Regions from separate parts of the Homo sapiens genome. Here regions 2 and 3 are each linked to region 1. Evidence: read pairs that join two places in POLR2A ChIA-PET (ENCODE). Cell type or tissue: B cell. All regions are shown on one strand. Each heading gives the region's core, and the rest is flanking DNA. Links, peaks and the distances in the headings are about the cores only.

What was found. ChIA-PET counts read pairs that join two places held together with the same protein. Peaks named below come from ENCODE experiments on the same cell type or tissue, not always from the same donor. Only the 100,000 strongest peaks of a DNase experiment are listed, where the experiment ranks them.
Region 2: POLR2A ChIA-PET joins it to region 1 with 5 read pairs; 3 of 35 experiments call an interaction of 5 or more read pairs at or near these places.
Region 3: POLR2A ChIA-PET joins it to region 1 with 5 read pairs; 1 of 35 experiments calls an interaction of 5 or more read pairs at or near these places.

What each region holds. Positions count from the first base shown.
Region 1 is chr6:157,218,117-157,225,595 of GRCh38, reverse strand. It overlaps LOC124901445 (a long non-coding RNA gene), which reads left to right and starts at 4,249. Exons shown (of 2, transcript XR_007059830.1): 1 at 4,249-4,329; 2 at 5,113-5,443. In B cell, for the core only: no CTCF peak of the experiment used is centred there; DNase peaks (open chromatin) are centred at 1,805, 2,375, 2,865, 4,175 and 1 weaker place; H3K4me3 peaks cover 2,651 bases; H3K27ac peaks cover 1,764 bases; H3K27me3 peaks cover 410 bases.
Region 2 is chr6:156,790,392-156,797,870 of GRCh38, reverse strand. All of the region lies in intron 1 of ARID1B (AT-rich interaction domain 1B), which reads right to left. Among named protein-coding and RNA genes, the nearest start is that of MIR4466, 14 kb to the right of the region's middle. In B cell, for the core only: no CTCF peak of the experiment used is centred there; a DNase peak (open chromatin) is centred at 2,810; H3K4me3 peaks cover 672 bases; H3K27ac peaks cover 3,028 bases.
Region 3 is chr6:159,112,827-159,120,305 of GRCh38, reverse strand. All of the region lies in intron 1 of LOC112267968, which reads left to right. It overlaps LOC124901449, which reads right to left. Exons shown (of 5, transcript XR_007059837.1): 4 at 4,798-4,874; 5 at 4,047-4,532. Among named protein-coding and RNA genes, the nearest start is that of FNDC1, 53 kb to the left of the region's middle. RefSeq lists a silencer at 3,008-3,215 and an enhancer at 3,637-3,706. In B cell, for the core only: no CTCF peak of the experiment used is centred there; DNase peaks (open chromatin) are centred at 1,166, 2,595, 3,775, 5,577 and 1 weaker place; H3K4me3 peaks cover 2,095 bases; H3K27ac peaks cover 4,913 bases.

The DNA.
Region 1 (7,479 bases), core at 1,283-6,282:
GAAACTCAGGGACGAGGCCAGTGGGCCTGGCTGGCGAGTGTGGCAAGACGGCACTAACGCCCCTTTTCCCTATGCCTAAATCGTGTCCAACTCAAGCGGGAGTGGACATGGCTGGCCTGTTAAAAGTATGCTCCGCAAAGGAAATCCCACGTGATTCGTTCCGCTGGGACAAAACCCAGACATTTGGCCACACTGAGTGAACACCTGCTCCGTGCCAGGCACCCTTCCAGACTCCGAAGACCCAGCAGCGAGTAAAGCAGACCCAATGCCTGCCCTCGTGGAGCCCTGAAGGTTAATGATCTCAGTGCAAGGATTGGGGATGTGGGGAGGAACGAGGCAGGAGCGTTGTCAGAGAGAGGGAGCACCAAGAGGCTGCTGGAGCCTCCTGGCTCGCTCTGCAGCCTGGCCGGGCCCCGGGAGGGAGCCGCTGCCTAATTGGCTCCTGCCTGTTTCTAGTGGTGTCCATTTGAAGCCATCTAACGGCTCAGTTCCTAAGAAAGTTCCAGCAGAGGCCCTTGATTGCCCTCTGGAAGGCTAATTAGTCCCAGAAACAGAGCGTCTGTGGGGCCTGCGGGACGGGGGAGCCCTCAGCCGGCACAAATGGCGGAACCGGCATGGGGCTGCCTTCTAATGGCTTTTTGAAGGTTGCTCTGCGTTTGATTGACAAATGCCATATGTCCCTAATGCGCTTCTCTGAGCTCTCTCTTGTTCACCTCTAAAACAGGTTCCTCTTTGCTTTGATTTCATATATACGATTTTACCAGTCCCTGTTCTTTAAAGGCAGGAAAGTCCTAACAGCTCATCCCCACACAAGGCCCCAACAGTCGCCAACTCCCGGCTCTAATGACTGCAGCCGAGTTCTCCAGCGCCTGCCGCTGCAGGGGACAACGGAGCGGGCCCGCCGGCCCCCCTCAGCCGCTCCCCACTCACCCCTCCCCACTCACCCCCTCCAAGGCTGCCGCTCCCCTGAGGGGGATGCTCTGAGCCACGGGGATGAAAGGCCTGGTGATTGCTGTCACGAAGGCCCCAGAAGCCCCAAAGGCGCAGGAGACGCAGGCGGCTAAAAGCACCCGATGGGATGCTGGCCTGGGCCTTAAATAGCCATGCTGTGTCAAGGGAATGTGCTGGGCGCCAAACCCAGGGGCCACCGGAGCCACCTGCACCGGGGTGCTGTCCCCAGGGACTGCAGCTCCCTGGAGGCCTCCCCGAAGCCCGTCAGCCACAGACTTCCTCATGTCCAGCCACCTCCTCGCTGCTGGAGCAGCTGCCCTTTCTTCTTTGTTCCGCTCGAAGCCGAAACAGAGCCCAGCTGTGGCCCTCAGCATCCCCTCGGCAACGTGACAGGTGTTATTAACTTGTGCCCTCTCCTTCCTCATCTTCGCCCCCTCCCCTCCCGCTGGCCTTCTCTTCTCCAGGCAATTCCGGAAATTTCTGATTGCTTTTATCAATCTTCTCTCCCAGAGACACATGGAAGCTGCATAGATCTTATTCCTTGCTTGGATCTGCTGGCTGGAAAGGCTTGACCGTGAGGACGGTCTTGCTCCTGAAGGGTAATTGGAGGTGCAGGAGAAATTAGAAGCCACTACAGCTTGTCACCGAGCATAAGCGACAAGCCCATTACCATGCTCGCTAATGACCGCCTGAATGTTCCCCTTCATTTTGTCAAAAATAACATCCTCATCCCCACGCAGCACTCCATCCAGCACCTGTCTGTCCCGCACCTCCTTCAGGCTGGTGTCTTCCTTTGCTGCCACCAACACAGCTTCTCTTGTTCCTCAGGGCCCCCCAACTTCTCTGTCATCCATCTGCTCCACCCCGTCCAGGAGCATCCCCGGACCACCGTTCGCTGCGCAGGACAGACGCCAGCCACCTTCTCTGTGTTCCCTTGGGAGGTAGCAGCGCTCTTGGGGCCCATAACGGGAGGAGCTGCCTAAAACATGAAGAGATCAAGAAGTCGTTTTGCCCCAGCACGCTTTTAGTACAAAGTGCTCCCTCAACATCCGCTGAGCAATGGGAGCCTCCTGGACATGAGTGCCAAGAGCTTGCGGGGGACCAGAGGGAGTGACACGGAGGGGCACCAGCAGTCACAGTCCACTGCCACCACGCGGGGGGGGGGTGCCCAGCGCTTTCCTCTGGTACTGGGGGAGACCTCCTTCCAAATCAGCTCTGGGGGTTTGCCTGCCCCCAGGGCATTTGGGCTGTTTCGGTGCCCATGAGTACTAAAGATCCCCGGCCCTGTGACACCAGCGGGATTCTCTGTGTTTTCTGCACAAAGGTTGCAGCTGTCGCTTCGCTCCACGGACCAGAGAGCGATGCATAGGGGCCTCCTCAGACCAATCAGGAGCTGCTCGTCACCTGGAGGGCCCCTGGGCGGTCCTCCTGCCTCACCACTGCCCTTCAAGGAGTCCTCCCTGGCGACTCATCTGTGTTCCCCAAGCTGCCTTGCACTGGGGCAGACAGAGCCACTCCCTCCCAAAAAGGCAGGCAGGAAAACCACAGCTCATAAATGGCCCCACAATGTCACTGAGGAAAGGGGAAACACTGCCTTCTCTCCTTAACAGTAAAATCAATCGATGCCCAGTAAGCTAAGGAGAAAACACACCCACAAGCGCGGGCAGCTGTTTTCCTGGAGGGTCTTCACCTTCCCACTGCTATGTGCTTTGCCTTCCAGGGGCCCAGCCCCACCCCAGCTCCGAGCTGGGCAAAGGCCCTGCCCTCACAGCTGGGGTCTGGGTGGACAAGGGATGTGACCTATGCCATATACACAGAACACGGCTTCTGACTGTTTTCTCTATTGAGGAAAAGGAGCAAGAGAACTGGGCCCCACATGGCAGGAGCCACCCAGGAGGGCTGGGAGGAGGCTCATCTTGAAGAAACGACAAGAGGAACCAGGCCAGGGCCAGGTGGGGGCAACCACCGTGTGAACCACTCTCTAAGGTGGGCAAAGCCATAGAGTCATGTGAGAGCCGCTGGGACAACCCTGCCTGAGATGAGGACAGTGACCCAAGAGGCCAGGTCAGAGTGACTCCAGCCCACTCTCTCCAGCCCTGCCAACCGGCAAAAGAGTGTGCGACTGTGATGAGAACGTGGAAAGGCAGGGAAGAGCACGTTTGGCAGCGGGAGAGGTGGACGGCAGGCAGGAGAGCCTGGGCAGCCCAGGTTGGGGCCACAGGGCTGGGAGTGAGGGGACATCACCAATCACCAGTGGGACGCCAACAGATTCCTCTAGCCACAGAGGGGGTGGACGCATTGCAGCAGAGCCCTTGGCTGGGGACACCCGCAGGGCGGCCCTTCCTTGACTCAGGAACGAGGCCAGAGGGTCCTAGGAGGGCAAGGGGAGGGTGACCCAGGACTTCCAGGGATGTGGGACTTTCAGGGCCAAAACGAGGGAAGTCCCAGGAAAGCTGGGACCAGTTGGTCCCCCTATCTAGAGGGAAAAGTCTCCGGAACTTTCGCTGTACTCCACTGAGCTTGCAGGGCCCACACCCTCCAAAACCCACACACCTACATCCCCACACCATGCAACCATGCAACACGGGGCAGGAGGCCTCCCAGGAAGAGACCCACAGGGCTGCTGGGGCTAAGACCGGCAGAGGACAGAGGCCACCCTTGAGCACAGCCCTGGGGACCTGAGACTGCAGGCAGCAGGGAGGCAGTGAGGATGCCCGGGCTCCCAGGGCTGGGGGGACTGCGGGCGCCTGGCTCCAGGGACAAGCCCTGGCCCAGCGTGTGTGTATGTGTACGTATGTGCACGTGTGTGCACATGAATGCGAGAGTGTGCGTGACTGTGACTGAGCTTAAGTGTATGTGTACGTGTGTGTGCATGACTGTGTGGAAGTATGTGTGACTGAGCGTGTGTATGAGTGTGTGTACGTGTGTGTGCATGGCTGTAAGTGTATATGTGTGTGCACGCACCTGTGTGTGTGAAAGTGTGTATGTGTGTGTGTGCGCGCGCGTGTACGTGTGTCTGAGTGTGCACGTGTGAGTGTGTGGTGAAGTGAGCAGGGAGAGGCCTGTGAGGACAGAGAACCAGGGGCCCTGGTATAAACTCTCATTGTCTAGTCATGGAGGAGTCATCTTCAGAGTCCCCGTGATGGCAGCAACACGAGGGCAGCACGCCCGCCCAGGCTGAATCGGCCCCTGCCGTCTAGGAAAGGGAGAACGGCTGCCGGCGCCGCGGGGCTGTTTCTGCGCACGCGCACTATGCTGGCCCCGCTTCCTGGTCGCCACACCGCCCTCTGGTTCGCACACAGCACCGGAGAAACCGGAGAAACCGGAGAAACCGGGAACGGCACATGGGGCACCTCCGTGCTATTTTTGCAACTTACTGTGAGTCTACAATCATTGCAAAATAAAATGTTTTAAAAAAGGTATTAGATGTATTTTTTCATAATAAAAACCTGGCCATGTTCTAGGTGACAAAAGCTCCAGCAAATTCCAAAAGAAACAGAAGAGCGGGGACGTCGTGTCCTACCTCAGGCTGTGGAGGTGCAGCCACTTGTGGCCAGGAGCCGGCCAGGGGCGGGAAGGGGGCAAACCGAAGGGACTCTGGAGGTGCGGGGTCCCTTCAGTTTCTCTTTACTCCTTTGTGTGAGACTGAAATATTTCAACACAATTTCCAAAAAAATCCATCTCAAATCCAATAGATTATGGAGAAAAATAATTGAACGTATAAAAGATCCAGAAATGTAAAATAAGGGGGCTTATGTGAGGAATTCCAGCAACTATTTTCCTGTGAAATTGATGTTCTCCAAGAAACAGAAGAAAACTCTATTCTAAAGGAAACTTGGGAGAAAATTGCTTCTGTGAAAAAGGAACCGGGCCAGGTGCAGTGGCTCAAGCCTGTAATCTCAGCACTTTGGGAGACTGAGGCAGGAGGATGGCTTGAGCCCAGGAAGGAGTTTGAGGCTGCAGTGAGCCATGACTGTGCCCACCCAATACCCACACCCCACTGCACTACAGCCTGAGTGACAGAGAGAGACCCTGTCTCTAAAAGTAGAAGAGAACAATTTGAGACTTTAAAATATTGTTTTATACCAAGATATGCACAAATATATAAATAAAAAATATTGTTTTTAGAAGTAAAACATTAATTACTCATTGGTTTTTCAGCTCAACAGAAGCCATGAACAGCATATTGGATATAACAGATAGCTAAACTAATGACTCTAGAAATTCTCTGAGCACCCAGAAGAAAAGATAAAGAGGCGAAAATAATAAATAACAAGACAAGAAAAAGGCAAGAACGCAAAATATCTGTTGGGTATTCCTGGAGATTCCAGAAGGCAAGCGTGAGCAGAGAAGTAATGATGGAAGAAATAAGAGATGAAAAGTGATCAAATATAGAAATTATATAAGCCATGTTGTGATAATAATGCAATAAAACTAAAATTCAATAGTACAAGGAAAAACAGGGAAAAATAAAACCTATTTCAAACTAAAAGAGCCTCCAAAAAAAATCATGAGTAGGAGAGGAAAAGAACACAGCCATTGTGGGTTTTTATAAAACAACAGTCATGGCATAGGAATGTTCTGAGAAGAAAACTGGTATTTTTTTTGTCTTGTTTTTGAGACAGGGTCTCACTCGGTCACCCAGGTTGGAGTGCAACGGTGCCATCACTGCTCACTGCAGCTTCCACTGCTTGGGCTTAAGCGATCCTCCCGTCCCATCCTCCTGAGCAGCTGGAACTACAGGCACACGCCGCCATGCTCAGCTAAGTTTTAAATTATTTGTGAAGATGGGGGTCTCACTATATTGCTCAGGCTGTTCTGGAATTCCTGGGCTCAAGTGATCCTCCTGCCTCAGCCTCCCAAAGAGCTGAGATTACAGACGTGAGCCACTGTTCCCTGGGGAAAACTGATAACTGGAATGTGTTTTACAAAATTCAACAGAAATGAAAATAAATGTTGTAATTAAGAAGCAGGATAGTAAAGAACAAACTAAACTAGAGGGAAGGAGAAGAAAGGGTAAGCTGAGAAATTCATGACTCAGAGCGAGTGGTATCAATGACACTGAGAGCGGGTTCTCTGCAACAGACAAGCCTCTGGCAAGGTTAATCAAGGAAGAGAGAGCGCAAACCCCAACCTCCACACACCTTCATGAGAAGAGGAAGAGCTGCAAGGAGAGGCCAGGCCGGCAGGGAGGGCTGTGGGCAACTCAGCAGGAGGGGCTTCTGGGAGGCTGAGCATGGACGAGGGAGCCCCGGGGAAAGGGCAGGGCAGGCTCTCATTTCCCAGGAACACCCGTCAGCCCCACCTTTGGGGACAGGGAGCAGCCTCATAAAAGGGAAACATGTTGCGTCCCTCTCCACACGAGCTCTTGGTGAGAAAAACCCGGCTGCTAGGCCCTGTGGGTGACAGCCGTGATATTCTTTCTGTGCTGGTGCAGACAGGCTCCCAGGACAGGGGTGGAGGGGACAGCAGGCCAGGGCACCCCCACCTAGGCCTGCTTGTGGCCTGTCCCCAGGCCATTCACCGGCCCCCACTCCCCAGCGTGGCTGTGCTGTGTGTGGAGAGAAGGCCACCATCAACCTAGGTGCTTACCTCAGAATGTGCCAGGAGCTTGAGAAGTCTTGAGGCTCTGATGGCCGGGATGAGACTTCGAGAGAAATACAGGACCGGCGGAAGAGGAGGCCGGGACAGAAGGTGGATGTGCACCGGCCTCCCACTCCTCGCTCACCCAGGGGTTCCCACCTTAGGAGTCACTAGTCATGCATCCTGGGATCCAATCTGCGCCTCCAGAATCCCGGGGCCCTCGGTCTGGGCAGGCCAGGACACAGCCACCTTGGAGCTGTCCAAAATGCCTCACTTTCTAGGTTTGTCCCACTGACTTAAGACAAAGGTGACAAAGCCTGTGGTTTCCTTCTCCAGGTGTGGACACCCTGTGAGTGGTGGGGGCACGCTCCCGTTCTTTGCTCAGCCCAGCCGGGGGCCTTGGGGAGCCTCACCCAGGTCCTCAGCCTCACCTTCAACCTCAGGCCAGCTCCCACGCCTCAGGATCGAAGGTGCAACCTCCAGAACAGAAACACACCCCAGGAAGCAGCTTCCGCTCCGAGGAGGTGCTCTGAGGAGTGTTGAAGGCCGTTTTCTCCACCCACACTTTTGTGAAGAGCAAAGTAGGATGATTTTCATGCATGAGGAGAGGCAAGGTCGCTGGTGGGGCAGGCTTTCCCGAGCAGGAGTGAGCTGGGCACGGGGGATCCTGAGCCCCTGTCCTGAGAAGCATCTCAAAGGGCGTGTCCATGGAGCAGCCTTTCATAGCAGGCCCTGAAGGTGGGCAAGGGCAGCAACCCCCGACGCTGGCCCTGTCATCTGCACAGCCACCCCCCCCTCCACCCAACGCTGGCCCTGTCATCTGCATGGTCCATGAGCTCCCATTGCAGAATCGAGGGAACCCTCTGCTGCCATCTGGGCCTGTCCTGCAGCCTGGGCCCTGTGGCAGCATCTCCTGGAAGCCTTTGGCTCTTGGTGCCAACATGG
Region 2 (7,479 bases), core at 794-5,793, 430 kb after region 1:
AGGTTGGTGCCCCCTAGAACGCCCAGGCACCTCTCCTCACCAGGCACGTGCTCCGCAGGGCAGTGTCATTGGCCTCTCAGCTGGCACCTCAGGCTGCGGCCCTTGTGCCCGCCTCAACTGCACATCCCTCTTTTCCTTCTGCTCCAGCATCTCCATCGAGCTGTCTGGAAACCATCTCAACCCAACACGTCCAAATCCAAAACCACAGCCTGGCACCAAGTACATGAGATGATCCAAAAGCAGGAACACCTTCAAAAAATCCAGCACTGTATGATTCCTTCCCATAGAGTCAGGTCAAGAACCTTGCGCTTGCAAGGTTCTTCTGTCCAGCCTTGAGGAAATAAAGGTGGCATCGGGGCTGCCACTGGTCATTTCAACCACGGGCAATGGAAATGCTACATTTAACAACTGTCCTATGGCACAAGAGGCTCAGGCCGGGCATCTGAAAGACTGGAGAAATAGCTGCGATAGCTCCTCTCCAAACTGATTTTACTGCATATTCATCTACAGCTCCATTAAAACCAATTTTTGAAAATGTTCCATTATTTTGAATTCCCTTGTACTGCTGTTCATCCCTACAATAAACGGCAGCACCCCCATGTGGGTGGTTGGTCTGCTGTCTCTGGGATTAAATTTCTCTGGAAGGTAAGCCTTATGAAAGTAGGGACTAGGTTTTGTCACTGTGGTATCCCCAGCCCCTAGAACACTCTGCCACACAGCAGGCACTGAATAGATACCCAGCAACTGAGTAGACGGCAGCAGCTATTTGATGAATAAAGGAAGTATATACACAAAGGGGCATGGTATCTGGCAGCTGCTGGCAATCAACTCAGGCCTCCCACCCACCCAACCCTGACTCACCACTCTCCTTTCCCAGGGTCTTGGGGTATGGAAGGCATCCCTCCAAATGCCTCTTCTACCAGGTTGGTGTCTGAGGCTCTCAAAGACCTCAAAGCACATGAGGCTGGGCCTGCCCCTCACTGAGCCCACTCACTCAGAGGCCCCAGGCTCTGGCTTCTGCTCCTACGCCCACCCCAGGGCTTAGCAGAGCCCACCATCTCACCACTTGTCTGCTTCCCCCAGCCCCACACACTAGCCTGCGCCCACAGCTGCATGACGAACTTCTCCACTCTGTCCTTGTAATATGGCAAAAAGGATAACTATTCTCTATGCCTGGAAGAGGAGGAAATGGCTTGATTCTTCTCCAACAGAGAGAAGCTCATGAGCATTCTGACAGTTATTTTATTAGGGCTTTCTCAGCTGCTTCAGAATGTTCTCATTGCTGAAAATCTTACCACTAGATGAATGATACATTACTACTGAAATTCCCTGAAAGAAATAACACAAGTAGACAGGTGTTAGCTTTCTAGGCAAAAGATACCTTTCATCATAATGACAGAGATTTAAACGTGGCTGCTAAGACATGAAGATGCCCAGTCCCTTCATAAGTTTAAAAAAAAAAAAAAAAAGTAAAGGTCCAGTCTTACAGACACATGGCAAAAGCCTAAAAAGCAGGTTACAGATTTTGTTGTTTTTTTCTTCCTGTGGGCTCTTAAAAATAAACTGCCCACTGATTTGCTTGAGATGGGTTAGGCACAGTCAGCTTTAACTTGAAAAACTGGAAATCCATGATAACCCTGATAGTGATACATTACCATAAACAATAAAGCAAGATGAAATATTATGAAATAGGAAACAAGAGACAGCAAAGACTTCATTTAATTCTAAGCTAAAAACAGAATTACAGGGGTATGCCACTTGGAAACAGTCTCAGCCTCAAATTAGAGAGAAAGCAGATGAGGAGCACACACGCTGAAAACCCAGACAACAGGCATGAGCAGAGCAGCGCCGAGCTTTCCCACCGCAAACAGGCATGAGCAGAGCAGTGCCGAGCTTTCCCACCGCGCAGGAACCCCAGCAGGACCGCTTACGTGAAATTTAACTTACACCCCTTGTCTAAGACAAGGTTATGAGCTAAACTGAATTTTTTTTTAAAAAGCTGTGAGATGTAGTTTTATTGGCAATTAGAAGAGAGGAATAGTTGGGGACATAAAGAGAAACTTCCCAGTACTGTACTTTACCCATAAGGCACAGTAATAATAAGGAAGAGAAGGAAGGGCGCAGAGGGTCTCGGGAGCCCTCCCACACCTGAGGAGGCCTGGGCAGCCTGGGGAGGGAGGGAAAGAAGGTGTCCGCTGAGTGCTTTCCACAACCTCCTAACACCACTGAATCTGGCTCCAAAATGACCGTGTGGCTACAAAGACAGAAATAATCAAGACTCTATGTCATGAAATAACCTCACTGAAGAACTGGAGGAGTTTTCTGCCTTACATCTGTTCTTTTAACTATGCATTACCGTCTTGATGATTTTTAGATATGCTAATTTTGGTGTTTGGTTGACAACTTTTAGCACCATAGTACTTCAATCTGGGTACATAATGAATATTATATTTTGTTGGTTTCTTACTCTAAAATTATCTCTCATCCGGCTGCCTGGATTTCCCCTTCTCTCCTACCTTCCGGCCTCCCTTCCCTTATTCTCTCTTCCCACTTCCTCGGACTCATGGATTTCTGGACTCGTAAACCCCAGCGAATCTGAGACACCGTCCAGTCTGTGCACCAACTCTCTTTCATCCAACACAAATGACCTAACAGCCACCGTGTGCTGCCTTACTCCTTCCCAGGCCCTGCAGCAGCCTCCGCCTCCTGAACCAGCCAAGCCAAGCAGGCTTTCCTCTAAATGGCTGCTGACTAGTTCACGGCCACCCTGGGTAACTATGCAATGACCCAGACGGTGGTAGGGAGCAACGACCCAGATAATGGTAGGGAGTTTCCCTGAAGAACAAATGTAAATTAATGTCTGGTGATGTGATCAGAAAATCCCAATGCCACCCTCCAGCCCTTGTAGCCCAAATTCTTGCCTCTTCTATGTCTGATAATGACTACAGAGCCAAAATACACTAAAAGCTCCTGAATTATAAGAATGTGGGCCAGGTGCAGAAGGGCTTCACGCCTGTAATCCCAGACTTTGGGAGACCAAGGTGAGTGGATCACTTGAGCTCAGGAATTCAAGACCAGCCTGGGCAACATGGCAAAACCCCCGTCTCTACAAAAAAATAACAAAAATTAGCCAGGTGTGGTGGTGCGTGCCTTAACTCCAGCTACTTGGGAGGCTGAGGTGGGAGTCACTTGAGCCCAGGAGAGAGAGGTTGCCATCAGTGAACCAAGATCGCACCACTGCACTCCAGCCTGGGTGATGATGTGAAATTGTCTCAAAAAAAAAAAAAAAAAAAAAAAAAAGAATGTGCCAGGCTCCATGGTTCATGTGAATGACTACGCCCAGACTCCCAGGCCTCCCAGGCCAAGGCAGGAGGATTGCTTGAGCCGCCCAGAATGTAAAGAGACCAGCCTGGGCAACACAGCAAGACCCCCATCTCTACAAAGAATTTAAAAATTAGCTGGGCATTGTAGCATGCGCCTGTGGTCCCAGCTACTCAGGAGGCTGCGGTGGGAGGATTGCTTGGGCCCAGGAATTCAAGGTTGCAGTGAGCTATGATCATGCCACAGCACTCTAGGCTGAGCGACAGAGCAAGACTCTGTCTCCAAAAAAAGAAAAGAAAAAAAAAAGAATGCAATTTTACATGTCTTAGCAATAACAAAAAAGAAGTCTTTTTTTTTAAATGTTACCACTTGCTCTTCAGTGGCCCTACTGACAGACAGAAAGGTGGGCTTCCAGGCCACTCCAGAGCCTGATGGCATCTGAGTTCCTGGGGGCAGGGGTTACTTCCCTAGGTGATTCTGAAGCACAACTGGGTTTGAAAACCACTAGTTTAGTGGAAAGAATGTAGGCTTTAGCACCAGAAAAACCAGGGTATTGAACAAATTTCTAAATTCTACCAGTTTCCTTGTCTATAAAATAGAGATAATGATGATGCTTTTGCAAGACTGTTGAAAGGATTGCAGATAATACGTGCAATGTGCCTTGGCACACATACTAGGAGTGCATTAATGGTAGTCATTATTACTATTACTATTGCTTTTTATTATAGCACTGTTATTTATGGCTCTTCTAAGTCTTTCTCTAAACCTCCATTTCTTTATTTGAGAGGCAAGAATGAGAAGCAGCATATCCATAAGAGTTTTGCCAGTCACTCCTGACTAGAACGACAGGCTGATTTCATGTTTCCCCAAGTATCAGTCCTATGCAGCCCACCCTTTTTGAAAAACCATGCAAGGCCGGGCCCAGTGGTTCAACACCTATAATCCTAGCTCTTCGGGAAGCTGAGGCAGGAGAACTGCTTGAGGCCAGGAGTCCAAGACCAGCCCGGGCAACACAGTGAGACCCCATCTCTGCAAAAATTTTGAAAAGTAGGCAGGCATGGTGGCATGTGCCTGTAGGCCCAGATACTCACGAGGCTGAGCTGGGAGGATTGCTTAAGCCCAGAAAGTCGAGCCATGACCTCACCGCTGCCCACTAGCCTGGGCAACAGAGTAAGACCCTGTCTCAAAGAAAAGGAAAAAAAATCCCACAATGCTCAGCTGCTGACTCACGGACACCCTGACATTTCTGCTGCCTCCTCTGCACCCAGCTGGCTGCTCTCCTTCACTGTGTGCACCAGGAGGACCACTCTCCACTTGGCCATCCTGACCTTAATGACACACCTGCCTTGCTTCTTCTCCAATCACAGAATTCCCTTTTGCCTTCTCAGGTGCCAGCCATGCCTCATGCCCCCACCCCGGTATTAATCTGATATTAGGGCTGTGCTGGCTGCTGCATCTTCCCAGGTAGGCATAAAGATGCTGTCATCACTGGATTAGCGCTCCTTATGCCTGCCATGCGAACTGCAGTCCACGAAAGCCCCCACATTCTACAAGACTGTGATAAGATACTTCCCCCAATTTTTTTTTCATTGTCCTCATTTAAAAAGAAACAAGTCATCCTCGGATAAAAGGATAATTCTGCTTCCCCCATAGTCTATCGTATCCATTAAGCACATTCCCTACACAGACATCCTAAGGACTAAACCTATTTTACACCCACGGAAAGAGCCAGGTATCTATGACAGCTCCCACAGCGCCTGTAACGGATGCTCTGACCCACGATATTTCATAAACCCTAATGTACACAGGAAAAGCTCAGCTTTGAAAGCTATACAAAAGCACTCATAAATTTCAGACTGCCCTAAGCACCCCTCCTTTTGCTAAGACACTAGCTGGAGTACCACTTCAGACCCATTATTCTTATAACGACAACCTTCCTTATGCATCTCGTCCTATCAGCCTACTCAAGCACCATGACTATTATTTATACTGAATTTTACACTAACTGCAAGTATGTTTATTAACAAGGCAAAGATAAATGTTCTTTAAAACTAGCTTTGTCTAATAAAAATCCAAAAATGTGCTATTAATTACTTTTATTCATCATTACACTATGATGAGTCTCACTATGTTGCCCAGGCTGGTCTTGGACTCCTGGCCTCAAGCACTTCTCCTACCTCAGCTTCCCAAAGAGCTAGGATTACAGGTGTTGAACCACTGGGTCCGGCCTTGCATGGTTTTTTAAAAAGGGGGGGCTGCATAGGACTGATACTTGGGGAAACATGAAATCAGCTTGTCATTCTAGTCAGGAGTGATTGGCAAAACTCTTATGGATATGCTGCTTCTCATTCTTGCCTCTCAAATAAAGAAATGTAGGTTTAGAGAAAGACTTAGAAGAGCCATAAATAACAGTGCTATAATAAAAATACTCAGCTATTACAAAGCTAATAACTCTCATATGAGTAAAGTTCTAAGTATCAATTCATTTCAAAATTCCAGATACAGGTCATACATTCATCTCTCCTTTTTTTTAAAGATTTCTGCTTTTGAAAGACTCATCTAAATTGTCCACTATGTCAAAAGTATTTAATTCCTAGCATTAGGAAATAAACAAAAATTCAAAGATTTCAAAAATATAGTTTGGAAAGGAAGAGAAAGAGGAGAGTCAAAACGAATTAGCAATGCCCATAATAACAATGTCCTTTTTTAAAAGGACACGGTTCCAGAATTCCTACATTTATCTCTCTATCTCCATCTGTCAGTTGCTCTTCGGATCCTGCACATCAGCACATTGTGAACAGACGGTGGGTATTTTCACCCTGGACCAGGTAGAAAGCTTGCCTGCCTGTACACGCTGACTGCCTCCCTGTGTTATCTGTCCGTGTTCCGTTTGAATCCAATTTCCTTGCATTACCTCTGCCCAGGTCAGGGATGAATGGCCGTCAAATTCCCAGTGGAATAAAAAGAAAAACCCTTTTCTTCCTGAGGCAGCAAGTTTCAATTCACAGAGCACATGGCTAATCTACATATGTGAAGGTCACGGCACTTCAGTCAAAGAGGTTAAGAATGGAACAGCTCACGTAAGGGGTTGTCTTAAACATCTTGGCATGATGCCCAACAAGTGAGACTGTTGAAAAGCAATAGATAGCTCTGGCAGCAGCAAGGGGAAAAATATTTTGATCATGTGATGCCATACACATTACCTCGTTTATTTCATGTGTGAAAGTTTGAGAGTCCCTGAAAAATACCACATATGCAAATCAAATCCAGATTTCAGCTTTACCAGTTTAGCCATGCTAGTACACCTTCCTCTTCATAAAATACATTTATATGGAATTTGTGGATGCACCAAGAATAAAACTTCAACATATTGACAGCCAGCTGGCTCAAATATCTTAACAGCTGATTACAACTTCTTTGCATTAGTTTTTCCATGAAGCATGAAACTACTTAGACTGGGAAAGGGTATTTAGACTAAAAAAGCATATTCTTTTAAGTTATCCAAATATAACTGTCTTAAATAAAATTCATCTTCTCCATCTTTCTCTATTCTTCTCTTTCTCACTAATAATATAGCAATATGGAAAATTACAGAAACTTAATGCATAATAAAAGATAAAACACAAAACTGCTTACCTTTCAATTTCCCTCTTCAGTAATTAATTGTAGAATAAAACACTGGTGCTTCTAAGTGCTTGTGTCTCCGACCAATATCAGAGTGGAGGAGGAAGGACAGAGTCTTGCCATATACAATAGACATGGGTGAAAGAGGAAAAGTCAGGATTGCAGAGGGCATGTCTCTGCCTCCTGTATGCATGGCGCCTTCCTGAAATGCGTTCTGCATCAGCCAATTCAGGTTAAAGGCAGTTGGCACTAAGATGGGGGGAAAGGGATGATTTCCACACCCAGCAAAGTCATAAAAAGTATGACTGTAATTTTTAAAATTTTCCAACAGTCAACAATAATAAATACTTGTTTAATACATGAAGAAAATAAAGTAGAAGCAAAAGATCCATTTTACCAATTTGGAAATTGTCTGCCAGACACCCATTTCCTTCAACTCAAAATTCAGATTGCTTATGAGGCCAGAGTTATTGTCTGTATTTCTAATTAAATGGAATACTAAGTAAAATTTAAACACCCCACAAACTATCTTAA
Region 3 (7,479 bases), core at 794-5,793, 1.9 Mb before region 1:
CAGAGCAGAAATTGTTGCAGAAAACCAAATTGCTCTTCAAGACTTAAGAAGGGGAAGGGTCTGTGTAACCAGTAGGAATAGCAAAAGCCTACCACTCACTTTAAACAGGCCCACTGAGAAGCTCCTGTCTCATGTCCTGCACTCTTGGAAACAGAAGTTTCATAAGTTGCTTTTTCTTTTTAATTACATTTAGCAACTTCCCTGTCATTCTGATACGCATTCATGCCACAAGCACTGGTCAGATGTGTGCTGCGTGTGGGACACAGAGCTGCCCTTACGAAAGAGCTCACGGCCAGTGGAGAAACCAATGTGGAATCGAAGCCAGTGCAGTGTGGTCAGCACTAACATGGAGGGCAAAGTGGCCAGGAGAGGACCGAGAAGGAGGCCTCCCCGCTGAGGAAACAGGGGAGTTTCTAGAAGAGATGACACTGGGCTGGGTCTTCTAGGCAGGGAAGAGTGTTGCAAGCCAGGGGAATATCCTGACCCAGACCTGGGGTCACAAAACAAAGGGGGTTCCAGGACAAAAGGCCTGTGCTCCCCTGTGAACTGCTGGGAACCTATGGCATGGGTGATGACAAGCCACTCCCCCACAGGAAGGTGACATGATTGGATTTGTGCTTTAAAATGAAAACCTGCCTGCCATTGAGAGGGTGGGATGGAGGAAGTAGAGAGCTTGCTGTTTTACAGTAAGCCACACAGGAGAGATGAGGGCCTGGGTGGTAGCCAAGAGAACTGGGAGCTTGTGAGATACTTCGGAAGAAGAAATCAACAAGGCTTGCTCTCAGATGAGACACAGTAGGTGAGAGAAATGGGTCACTTTACATGAACAAGGTTTTTTTGAAAAAAGTAGATAAATTGATTAGTGACTAAGAACTAACTGCTTTGCAAAAAAAAAATTTGCAAAAAAAAATCATTTGTTAGAGTTCACCATTTTTAATCTTATAAAAGCAAGAGTAGTGATACGATTTGGCTGTGTCCCCACCCAAATCTCATCTTGGACTATAGCTCCCATAATCCCCACATGTTATGGGAGGGACCTGCCAGGAGGTAAATTAATTACAGGGGCCGTTGCCTCCATGCTGTTCTCCTGATAGTGAGTGAGTTCTCACAAGATCTGAGGGTTTTATTCTGGGCTTTTCCCCCGCTTCACCCTGCACTTCTCCTTGCCACCACCATGTGAAGAAGGGTGTGTTTCCTTCCCCTTCCACCATGATTGTAAGTTTCCTAAGGCCTGCCCAGCCCCTGTGGAACTGTGATTCAATTAAAGCTCTTTCCTTTATAATTACCCAGTCTTGGGAAGTTCTTTATAGCAGCATGAGAACAGATAAATACAAGTTGTATGTGGCCTGTGATATTGGGGTATTCAGTTCAGACAGGCTTCTTTGAAGAATCTTCTAAAATTTCAGGCAGAAGAAAAAGCAACCTAAATTTTTGCTATTCCTTCAGTTTCTTTAAACAATTTCAAAGCTAAGGACAATGACCTAAAATTGCTACAGTATAAGATTTTGGAAGAGAAGATACAGCTAAAGGACATATGGGGGCTGGTCTAGTTTGCAGTTAGGGAGTTCATTTAACCTTCAGCCTTGGCCTCACGGTCTGTCCCAAGGTGGGCATCCTCCTTCCTCTTTCACTGCTAGATATCAAGGGAGAGATTCTTGCCCTGTCTTGCAGTATCTTTGTCATTTTAAATGTTTATATCTGGCTTTTCCCTTCATAGTTAAGTTTCTTATCATGCACTGCCTATAATGCTTATAACAAAGAGGCCACAGCGTCCACAAGGAGAGCCACTGGAGGGCCACTAGGGAGCATGGGTTTTCCCATGGCCTCTTCAGCACCTGATGGGCTTGGGGAGGGGATGAGAAGAAGCACAGAGAGGAATAGAATTGGGCAAGGGCCATGAGCACTAAGAATGCTCCTGTACCCAGTCCCACCCTGCTCTCTGCTAACGCCCAAACTCAGAATTACCCCATAATGAGTTCTTTTCTTTTTAATCCTGATGAATTAAAAATAAGGGTTATTCCAGGGATCTAGAAGCAGGCAGAGACTCCTGGAGAAGGAGGAAATAATCTTCTTTTCCAAGGGTGGCTCGGAGATGTTTTTGGTCATTTATCATTTTGGTAAAGATTAGGGATGGGATTGTTCTAGACTCCTCTATGAGGTCTGTCTCCCCCCAGAGAGACACAGGCAACCCTGAGACGGAAACTTGGTGTCTCCCCCTAGCTGGTCCCAGGCACAGCAATTTGAAAGATTAGGATTAGTGCTTTGCTCCCTTGGGAAGCCAAAGAGACTACGGGAGAAAGAGTTTCATGGGCTGGTGGTTGTCCAAGACCAGGTCTGTTGCCAAAGGATGGAATGATCTTGGCATGGCATCAACAGGGACAGTCCCTGAGCAGGAGTCAGTTTCCTCTTGGTAGCCAGGGCCCCTCCTCGTTATTGCTAATCATTGTGGGTCACATCATGACCTGCCCCTTGCTCTTGCTAACTCATTGAGGCCACCATCCCCACACCAAGTCAGGGCCACATGCAGTGCTTGATTCTGTTTCCTGCTTGGCCACGAGGGCACCATCTCATGAGGGACTGATATCAGCAATGCTTTTCCACTGATGCGTAGCCACCCAGACTCAATGCAGGAACTGGCTAGCTCGTGGCATTAAGTATGTAGTGATTTGCGTAACAGAGAGGCAGTCACTGGTGACACCCTGACTTAGCAAACCCATCTTCACTTCTGATGGTTTGGGGCACAAGGTCAACCCAGCGACCCCCCGATTCCATGAATCAGTGAAGATTTCCCACATATTTAGAAAATCATTGTCCTGTTGTAGCATGACTTATTGATACATATCATATCTGCCGGAATATGACTGTAATATAACTTAAAGGCCTGAAATATCAATAAAGAGGGTTCCTTGGGTGGTTGCCCGAAATCCAGTTGTTGCTGATTGAAATAGAATCAGCCTGTGGTGCTTCAGAAAGATTGTTCCGGAATGAGAAAGATCCCCCAGGCTGTGACTTCATGAAATGAAGCAATATTTTGCCAGAGGCTTTCTCACTGGAGACACAGGCTGATTTCAGAGCAAGGCCATGCTCCATGGGGAACTGTTGCCAAATGACAGCTCAGGAATGTCTCTGCTCATCTCTCACTGCCAAGTTTCCAGAGGTACAGAGCCCTGGCGTTCCTTCTTGAGTTGACTCCAATTGTCAAGGCACTGGCAAGCCATGGGAGGTGCTCCTCAGCCCTCCACACACACAGCAACCATCCCGCAGAACTGGGTGAAATACCTTCCCTGAGCACCTCAGAAAAGTCTCGGGTCCCTGACTTACTGAGCTGGAGGTTGAAGTCACCTGCTCTCCCAACTCCTCTGAAGGAAACCGACTTGCATTTCCTAGATTTGGAATTATCTACTCACATCTGAGGTTCAACCTGGGTTCTCAGGCCAAAATTCTCACTTCATAGAAACGGCTAACCAAGCCTGAGAACTGCAGCCTTGCCCTCAGAATCACTCGTTCCTGCATCCTCAACCCATGGAACTGTTTTTCTTAAAATGCATTTAAAATTATAAAAGTGTTGTTCCTTTGGAAACTTTATTTCCATTGGGGCACAGAATTATGATATAATTTAAAGTAGAACGTATTTCTTTTGTTAGTTGTAAGAAATTTACTCAAAAGCAGTCTCTGCCTAACAGACAAATATGGGGAACATGAAACTGAAACAGTAGAGTTCCCCAATTCCCCTTGGCAGGACGCGCAACAGGGGTGTGGCTCGCCTACAGCTCAAAACCCTGGGGGGAGCATGCAGATGGGCAGGTGCAGAGGCCAGGGAAAGCCCTTTTGGGCTCTGGCCCCACGGCAGCATCTAGGAATGGGTGTCTGTGACTCCCCAAGCCCAAGTGGGTGTGTATTATAAAGCTCTTTCAGATTTGCCATCTGGGCTTGTGTCTTAATCAGCTCAATGGACCCTCTGCCTTATCGCAAGGGCAGGGGACCACTGAGACAACCTTCTATATTCTGAGCTCTTGCTGAGCGTCCTGAAAGAATCAAATCACATATGGGCTCAAAGGATGAATGAAAGGTTTTATTGAGTGGTAGAGGTGGCTCTCAGGGAGATGGATGGGGAGCCAGAACAGGGGATGGAGTGGGAAGGTGGTCTTCCCCTAGAGTCGGGCCGCCCAGCAGCCAGACTTTTCTAACTGCCCGCGGCCGAATTCCCCTTGGCATTCAGACATCCCTCCTCTTCTCTCTTTCTCTGCTGCGTTGTTCCACCGTTAACTGGTCTGCTGGTCCGCTGGTCCACTGGTCTGCTAATCCCAACATTTGGCTGATTGTGTGTGTGCCCGCTAAGGTCTCGGGTTTATATAGGGGCAAGATGTTGGGTGTGGCAGGCCAAAAGGCAAATTTTTGGGCACAAAATCAGAAATGGCTGTCCTCATTTAGGGTCGTGGGTCTTCAGGCTTGAGGTTGGGGCCTTTGTCGGGAACCGCCCTCTTCTACCCAGTATTTTCCTGTCTCCTGTCCGTAGCAAAATGAGAGGCAATCTGAAAGAAAACAGAGAATGAATTTATTCCTTCCATGAGCTTTTTAAAAAGATGAACCGACCACTCAGAGTCTTCATTAAATGTCTTACAATTGTTAATAATATCAAGTACACAGCCCTCATGAAGTGGCCAGAAGCAATCTCAGCACTCCACCTAGAGTAACTTGTGTAATACTCTATCAACCAGACCAATTGGGTAATAAGAACTATTATTACTGATATTTTACAGACAGGAAACTGAGGCACAGACAGGTTAAGTAACTCACCCATGAGCATGGCTGGTCCATGGCAGAGCTGGATGCGAACTTCTCAAGACAGAGGACACACTATGCTGTCCTGATCCCTAAAAGGGATAAATAACAAAAGAAGAGTCTATGATGAATTACTTTGTGACTTAGCAGAGGAAAAGCAGACAGCTCAAAACAGCCAAACAATGCCCCCTGGGGATGACCCCGTGGAACCCGTTGAGGTAAGGGCCACCTGACCATTCCACCTCTATGCCCAGATCCCAGAGCCCAGGCCACTGGCCTAGGTAGAGACAACAGGATTCCCACATTAGCCAAGCTAATGGCTCCCGCTGGCTCCTTCCTCAGAGCTGGTTTCCAGCAGCTCATCCTCCTTCCCAAGCATCTTTCTCTCGGTGGTTGGGAGAAACAGAACCTCTCCGAACCAATTCACTCTAAGGTGCAAACGACTAATAGCTTTGGGAAGACATTTGCCTATTCAATGAGGCATTTCTCAACTCAAAGGCTCTCTAATGGGTAGAAATACAGACAATGTGGCAGAGAGTAGAGAATTCAATGCCATGCAAGAGATACAGGTTTTTGGTTTTGTCTTTTGTTTTACTTTTACTTTTTTTCCTTCAGATAAAATTCACATATCAAAACATTGTGCAACCATCGCTGCTATCTAATTCCAGACCGTTTTTCTCACCCCAGAAAGAAACCCTATACCTATTAGCAGTCTGTCTGCACTGCCCCCATGCTCGAGCCCTTGGCAACCACTAGTCTGCCTTCTGTCTTCACAGATTTGCCTATTCTATTTATATTTCACATAAATGAAATCATATCACATGTGCCTTTTGTGTCCAGCTTTCTTCAGTTAGCATAATGGTTCAAGGTTCATCTATGTTGTGGCATGAATCAGTATTTCATCCCTTTTTACAACAGAATAACATTCCAATGTGTGGATAAACCACATTTTGCTTATCCACTCATTAGTTGATAGACATTTGTATTATTTCCACTTTGGCTATTATGAATAAGGCTGTCGTGAATATTCATGCACAAGAGTCTTTATGTGGACATATGTTCTTTTTTTTTTTTCTTTTTCTTTTTTTTGAGACAGAGTCTTGCTCTGTTGCCAGGCTGGAGTGCGGTGGCATGATCTCGGCTTACTGCAACCTCCACCTCCCGGGTAAAAGCAATTCTGCTGCCTCAGCTTCCTGAGTGGCTGGGACTACAGGCATGTGCCACCACACCCAGCTAATTTTTGTATTTTTAGTAGAGACGGGGTTTCACCATGCTGGCCACATGGTCTCGATCTCTTGACCTCATGATCCGCCCACCTCAGCCTCCCAAAGTGCTGGGATTACAGGCATGAGCCATCACGCCTGGCCAGACATACGTTCTTTATTATCTTGGGGTATACCAAGGGTAACTGCTGCTGGGTCATATGGTAATAGGAATAGTATCTAAATACAGGAAGTTTAGAAGAATCCAGTAAATCATAGGACCTAGGCGACTGCCTACTTGCGCTGTGTGACCTCAGGCAATCCAAGTAACCTCTCTGAATCTCAGGTTGGCTTTTTGCTTAGTGTTGTTGTTTTGTATGTTGAATGTCAATTAAAACGTTTGCCTTTCAGTGTCCTTGTGAAGATTAAAATGATGTAAGTAAAGGCATTTCTAAACTAGGCAGTGGGAGGCTCTTGAGCTCCTGTCATCAGAGACGCTGTCAGATGGGCCCCTATGGCAGGGTGGCCACTCGTGCAGGTGGGCCAGGGACACCACCCTGCAGCAAGAGCTCTGCCTGGTGATTCCTTCTCTTTCCCAGCTAGTGGCCCTGCTGGTAAATAATCTTGTGAGAGGCTTTAGCTGCAATCATGACTTAATGAGTTCATTCATGAGGTGACTGGGAAAAGAAATTATTCACATGGAAATTTCCAGTGCGGTTCAAAGCCAGAGTGGGTAATATTCTAGCTGCACACACTGTATGCACACGCACACTGCATGCACGCACACTGCATGCACACACACTGCACACTACACCTGCTGTATACACGGTGAGCACACACACACCGCATACACACTGCTCACACGCCACACACAGGTTCTCAGGTGAGGCCAGGTCAGGCCACGCTCCCTGGGAAGCTGGCCCAGGCTGACACAGGCAGGGAGCCTCTGTGCTCTGTGATTCACCCAGGACTTCACTCCCTTCAAAGAGCCTCCTCCTTTTCTGGACAGTCTCTGTCTACGTCCTTTGAAAAAGGCCTGACCTGTGTCCTGTGTCCTCAGGCCCTGCTTCCGTGGATCCTCTACGGTTAGAGCTGAGCATCTGGTCTGGGCATTAACCCACAGGACAGGCACACAGAGCAACCTGGGAGTGAATTCCAGCTCTCCGCTTGTTAGCTGTGTGGCCTCGAGTAAGTCAATTGGCCTCTCTGGGCTTCAGTGTCCTCCTGTGTCACACAGGGATGATGAGAGTCCCTGCCTTGAAGGGTTATGGCCAAGATAAAATGAGATCTGCCATAGAGCATGTCAAGAGCCGTGCCCAGCCCAGAGCAAGTGACTAAGAGGTTCCAGCTGGTATTATCATTATTATCAATTGTCTGTGCCTCCTCTCTTCCCGCAAAGCAACTACAGCCACGGGCCGCATAATGACGTTTCAGTGGACAATGGGCCACATATACAACAGTGGCCCCATGAGATTATGACGGAGCTGAAAAATTC